Linked DNA regions of Homo sapiens: region 2 is linked to region 1. Evidence: chromatin loops called from intact Hi-C (ENCODE). Cell type or tissue: CD4-positive, alpha-beta T cell. All regions are shown on one strand. Each heading gives the region's core, and the rest is flanking DNA. Links, peaks and the distances in the headings are about the cores only.

What was found. Hi-C counts contacts between places; a loop is a spot of excess contacts. Peaks named below come from ENCODE experiments on the same cell type or tissue, not always from the same donor. Only the 100,000 strongest peaks of a DNase experiment are listed, where the experiment ranks them.
Region 2: a loop joins it to region 1, with 2.1 times the contacts of the local background. A loop is called at or near these places in 24 of 110 quality-filtered maps.

What each region holds. Positions count from the first base shown.
Region 1 is chr2:161,990,726-161,993,619 of GRCh38, reverse strand. It overlaps DPP4 (dipeptidyl peptidase 4), which reads left to right. Exons shown (of 26, transcript NM_001935.4): 26 at 236-1,375. The coding sequence ends at 337. Among named protein-coding and RNA genes, the nearest start is that of DPP4, 82 kb to the left of the region's middle. In CD4-positive, alpha-beta T cell, for the core only: no CTCF peak of the experiment used is centred there; a DNase peak (open chromatin) is centred at 939; H3K4me3 peaks cover 569 bases; H3K27ac peaks cover 1,599 bases.
Region 2 is chr2:162,299,640-162,302,565 of GRCh38, reverse strand. The region is part of intron 3 of IFIH1 (interferon induced with helicase C domain 1); the gene reads left to right. Among named protein-coding and RNA genes, the nearest start is that of IFIH1, 18 kb to the left of the region's middle. In CD4-positive, alpha-beta T cell, for the core only: CTCF peaks have their summits at 990 and 1,189 (motif pointing right); a DNase peak (open chromatin) is centred at 1,195.

The sequences.
Region 1 (2,894 bases), core at 1-2,500:
ACCTGCAAAAGAGGATCAGAGACTTCTGCAGGACAGAACAACGTGCCCTGGAAAAGCTCTGGGGGAAAATTAGACCCCCTCTTTGACCCCGTTTCAGTTTATAAACTGCCTCAGGAATTAAAACACTCTGTTTTATACCATGTATGCTCGTGAGAGCTCATTTGAATTTACGTATTTTTTTTTTTAAGAAGAGTACTGACTTCCTAATTCTAACTTCTTTTCTTTCTCTCTCTAGTGGTATACTGATGAAGACCATGGAATAGCTAGCAGCACAGCACACCAACATATATATACCCACATGAGCCACTTCATAAAACAATGTTTCTCTTTACCTTAGCACCTCAAAATACCATGCCATTTAAAGCTTATTAAAACTCATTTTTGTTTTCATTATCTCAAAACTGCACTGTCAAGATGATGATGATCTTTAAAATACACACTCAAATCAAGAAACTTAAGGTTACCTTTGTTCCCAAATTTCATACCTATCATCTTAAGTAGGGACTTCTGTCTTCACAACAGATTATTACCTTACAGAAGTTTGAATTATCCGGTCGGGTTTTATTGTTTAAAATCATTTCTGCATCAGCTGCTGAAACAACAAATAGGAATTGTTTTTATGGAGGCTTTGCATAGATTCCCTGAGCAGGATTTTAATCTTTTTCTAACTGGACTGGTTCAAATGTTGTTCTCTTCTTTAAAGGGATGGCAAGATGTGGGCAGTGATGTCACTAGGGCAGGGACAGGATAAGAGGGATTAGGGAGAGAAGATAGCAGGGCATGGCTGGGAACCCAAGTCCAAGCATACCAACACGAGCAGGCTACTGTCAGCTCCCCTCGGAGAAGAGCTGTTCACAGCCAGACTGGCACAGTTTTCTGAGAAAGACTATTCAAACAGTCTCAGGAAATCAAATATGCAAAGCACTGACTTCTAAGTAAAACCACAGCAGTTGAAAAGACTCCAAAGAAATGTAAGGGAAACTGCCAGCAACGCAGGCCCCCAGGTGCCAGTTATGGCTATAGGTGCTACAAAAACACAGCAAGGGTGATGGGAAAGCATTGTAAATGTGCTTTTAAAAAAAAATACTGATGTTCCTAGTGAAAGAGGCAGCTTGAAACTGAGATGTGAACACATCAGCTTGCCCTGTTAAAAGATGAAAATATTTGTATCACAAATCTTAACTTGAAGGAGTCCTTGCATCAATTTTTCTTATTTCATTTCTTTGAGTGTCTTAATTAAAAGAATATTTTAACTTCCTTGGACTCATTTTAAAAAATGGAACATAAAATACAATGTTATGTATTATTATTCCCATTCTACATACTATGGAATTTCTCCCAGTCATTTAATAAATGTGCCTTCATTTTTTCAGAAGTAATGACTTGTGTCTTGAATAAGACCTAAACCGCACTGGCATATGGACACATTTATCTAGAAAGGCTCTTGTTTATTTTGTTAGTAATCCCAGACTACCTTGTAAACATGGAAAGAGTTCAGCTTTGGTAAAAAAATTAGATATATAAAAATGTGTTAAGCTAAACAGTTCATAGGTTTTTGCCTAATAATGTGCAATTTCTCTTATCATAAATACATACAGCTTTTGAGAAATCAACTTAAACTAATTTTAGTTACTTATATCATACACAATTTATAATTTTATTCCAGGGAACTATGATGAGGCTTATATAAGAACGAATAAGATCAGAAATATCATTCTGGCAGTTCTTATGGCTCAGTAGAAGTAGTCAATTATTTAAGTGGTTGACTATTTGTGGTTGACATTACTATAAAAATGAAAGTGGCCAGGCATGGTGGCTCACGCCTGTAATCTCAGCCCTTTGGGAGGCTGAGGCAGGCAGATCACGAGGTCAGGAGATCGAGATCATCCTGGCTAACACAGTGAAACCCCATCTCTACTAAAAATACAAAAAATTAGCTAGGCATCGTGGCGGGCGCCTGTAGTCCCACCTACTGGGGACACTGAGGCAGGAGAATGGTGTGAACCCGGGAGGCGGAAGTTGCAGTGAGCCGAGATCACACCACTGTACTCCAGCCTGGGCTACAGAATGAGACTCCGTCTCAAAAAAAAAAAAAAAAAGAAAAAAAGAAAGCATAAATTTTTTTTTTTTCCGAGACAGAGTCTTGCTCTGTTGCCCAGGCTGGAGTGCAGTGGCATGATCTCGGCTCCTGGGTTCAAACGATTCTTCTGTCTCAGCCTCCCAAGTAGCTGGGATTACAGGTGCGTGCCACCATGCCTGGCTAATTTTTGTATTTTTAGTAGAGATGGGTTTTTGTCCTGTTGGCTAGGCTGGTCACGAACTCTTAACCTCAGGTGATCCGCCCGCCTTGGCCTTCCAAAGTGCTAGGATTACAGGCGTGAGCCACCACATCTGACCGAAAGCAATAATTTTAAATGCTGAATTTGGCCTAGCAAAGCAATATCCAGATAACAGAAAACATCATTTTTTTCAATTATTTGCAAAACAGCCTCATTTTTAAAAATTTGACTTTATGAGTTTAAACTTAGCTTCAGACCATTTGCTAGACAAAGTTTTCCCAGACAGGGTGAGCTACAGCATAAAAACCTAAAAATGGAAGAAATGGAAAAAAAAATCTACCAATTGAACATGAGACTGGTGAGTCATGCATAGGAATGGACAGAGGATTGTGAAATCCATCTTCAACTACAGCTTCAGAGCATGCCATTGAGTCACTTCACCTTAATTAAATCTCAACTCCCACTCCTCCATTGGAACCACAAACTGACCTTCCAATCTGTAGGACTCTTCTTGTCAAAATTCTGTTTCTTAATACAGTTCAATCATTGTGAGTAGCTGGATCAATCTTTGCAGAATTGTATATCAAGAAGCGGTAGTAATATATGTTCACATCC
Region 2 (2,926 bases), core at 136-2,635, 310 kb before region 1:
TGTGAAAGTGCTCCATAGCTTCTAATATGCATTTGTGTAGTTTTGTTTTGTGTATCTTCTTGATATTGATAATGTTTAGTCTTTATTTTGAATTCCATTATATTAGGTTAAAGTTTCAAATAGTTGCCAAGATAGCACTGAAAAAAACTTGTCACAAAGTCTGTAAATATGATTTTTATGTGTATAAAGAAAAGACTCAAATTATTTGTAATTTTAAATTAAGATATTTATAATTATTATTTCTGAACCAGTTTATCAAATATTTTCTCAGTGCATAGTAGTCTTAGTGCATGCAAATATTAATTATTTATAGCTTTAATGCAAAGATTATGTGTGTGTGTGTGTTTTAGCACCTTTTACCCCTTAACACATCTGATGGATAAGACACACTACCATCAGTAACAGTGGCCCACCTTGAAACTAATTTTAAACACATATCCCTTTGGCACTAGAGGTGACATATCAGAGTTCTCTAGTGGATTGTTCTAGAGAGTGATTTCATCATATCTCCAAACTTGCGGGTTGATATGTGTCCTTTTTCCTCCTCCCACCTATGTTTACAAATCAATTGCTTCTCATTAAAAAAGTGGTTAGTAATTGATATATCAATTTTTTATTTGCCCTTTTCCAAATTACCAAAACAATTTCTAAACAAAATTTGAACAGTTCTCAGACTATTAATGGCAATTTAATGCTGGATGCTATAGTTCTGCTTTCTGAAGTCACTGGTCGTCTTATAACAAAAGATAACTGCAAAACTTTGGTGTTTCTCTAGATCAGATTTCCCTAGGAAACATCAGAGAGACACTAAGCCTGCTTTCATTTTCTATTAAAAGCATTTTAATTATAGCAAATAATTGACTTCTATATAGCAAATATTTTACTTCTAAAAGCGAACAGTTAAATTAGTTGTGCAGTCAGTCTTTGTCTGCTACTGCTGCTTTGTCAAAACAAGTGAATAGTTACTTCACATTAACCTTTTTTCATTATACTATTTTAGGAATTAATGCATTACAATAAAATCAAAGGAAATTAAGTGACATTTAAAACTAAGTCAACTTTATTGCATTTGGTATAAACTTTTATGCAGAATGGAGCAGAAAATCCCCCCAAACTTCTTTAATCATTGTGTTACAGCTGCCCTATTGTGAAAACTAGAAAATGCAAATGCCTCAGATTGGCCAGCAGAGGGCGCCTTTACATTTATAAAGCCAATGGAATTTCACTGTTTCAGCGTGAAAGATTATAATGTAACTGTAGAGTGTGCCATGTGTGAATATACAGTGCGCATGACTGTGATTGCATGTGTATATTTTGATTTATATATTCGTTCACGTGAAGATTTTAAAATTCCACCCCAGCTAATGAGCTTACCAACCTGCTTGTTTTCAGACTTTAATACCTTCTTTCTCATATTTCCCCATATGTTCCACTCCTTAGGTTTATCCGGTGACATTATGCTTTGGAATATATTGTGGATATATTTTGCATAGATCATGTTCTGTAGGAGGGGTTTAAAAATTGACCTTTACAAAACAGCCTTCTTCTCCCTGGTCCAATCTGTTATAGCACTTTTTTTGTTGTTGTTTTGTTTTGCCTTTTTATAGACTAAAGTCCAATCTTAGATTTGGTCTATACTAATTTCTGTAAAAGTGCCACAAAATTTATCCTTGCACTTGAGGACCAGAATAATGTTCTGTAGCACTAACCTCTAGAAATCTAGAGATTTTTAGAATCTCTAGAAATAAAACCATAGCATTTGAAACCTAAGTGGAAAAAAATAATTGATACAGTAGTTTACAATAAGACTGTTTCAGAATCATTCATGCTATATCAGGACTGGTTTGAAGTAAGAGCACTCCTTTACTTTTTAATTTTTCTAAACTTAGTTATCATTAATTATTGAGAACTAGCAGTACTACTGAGGCAATCCAAAAGACACATATTAATTTGAGCTGAGAGAAAGAGAGAGATGCTGATGCTGACACTGATATTGGTACTTGTTAAAGGATTATGTAAGTTTGTATTTTATTTGAAACCTAGCATGAGGTATCTGGGTCAGTTATATGGCTTACAGTTGCATAATAGTCCTAGGAGGATTACCATTCATACCTCAGGAATGGGGACATAAATATTATGACAGAAAGACAGAAAGAAATCTCCCCAGTGTGCAGTTAATACATGTTGGATTTATTTTCATGATATCTGTTTATGACTACAAACATAAAGCTGTTTTTTTAGCAGAGTTTTAACAAAAGCAGTGATTTTAATTTTGACTATCAGATCTTCCCTTCACAATTTTAGGATGTGAATGAGGTCAGAAGCCAGAGAAATAGGAAGAAGGAGGTGAGTTGGTCAGATAATACAGTATCATTGAGAGAACCAAGCACTGAGGAATTGCGTTCACTCTCAAAAAGTTTATACTCTAATGAAGGAAAACAAGTGACATGCCTCCACAAAGAAACTGTAATCTAGCCATGGTAAAAGAGATGCAAGATCTATATTACAGGATGAAGAGAGAAGATCTGTAAAAGAAGGAAGACTGACGAGAGAAAGCTTACCAGATGAGGAATATCAGATATTTCATCTGAGCCTTGAGAGCACTATGCTGGATTTGTAAATAGAAGTGGCAGGCAACATTTCAGGTTTCAGAGGCATCATGAGCAAAAGCACAAGCACAAGAGAGCTCAAAATGTGTTCAGAGGAACAGTCTGATGAGAGAGGAGCATTTGTGGAGGAGGGCGGTAGGATTTAAGACTTCTAAGATCAGTGAAAGTTAACGAGTTTCTCTAACAGTAATTTTTACAATGCTTTTTCTCACACACACACACTTTTAAAAGTACACCATTTATCATTTGGATAATTATACAATGCCAGCACAATGCATGTGTGTACAAGCATCATCTCAGATGATGATTGTAGGAAA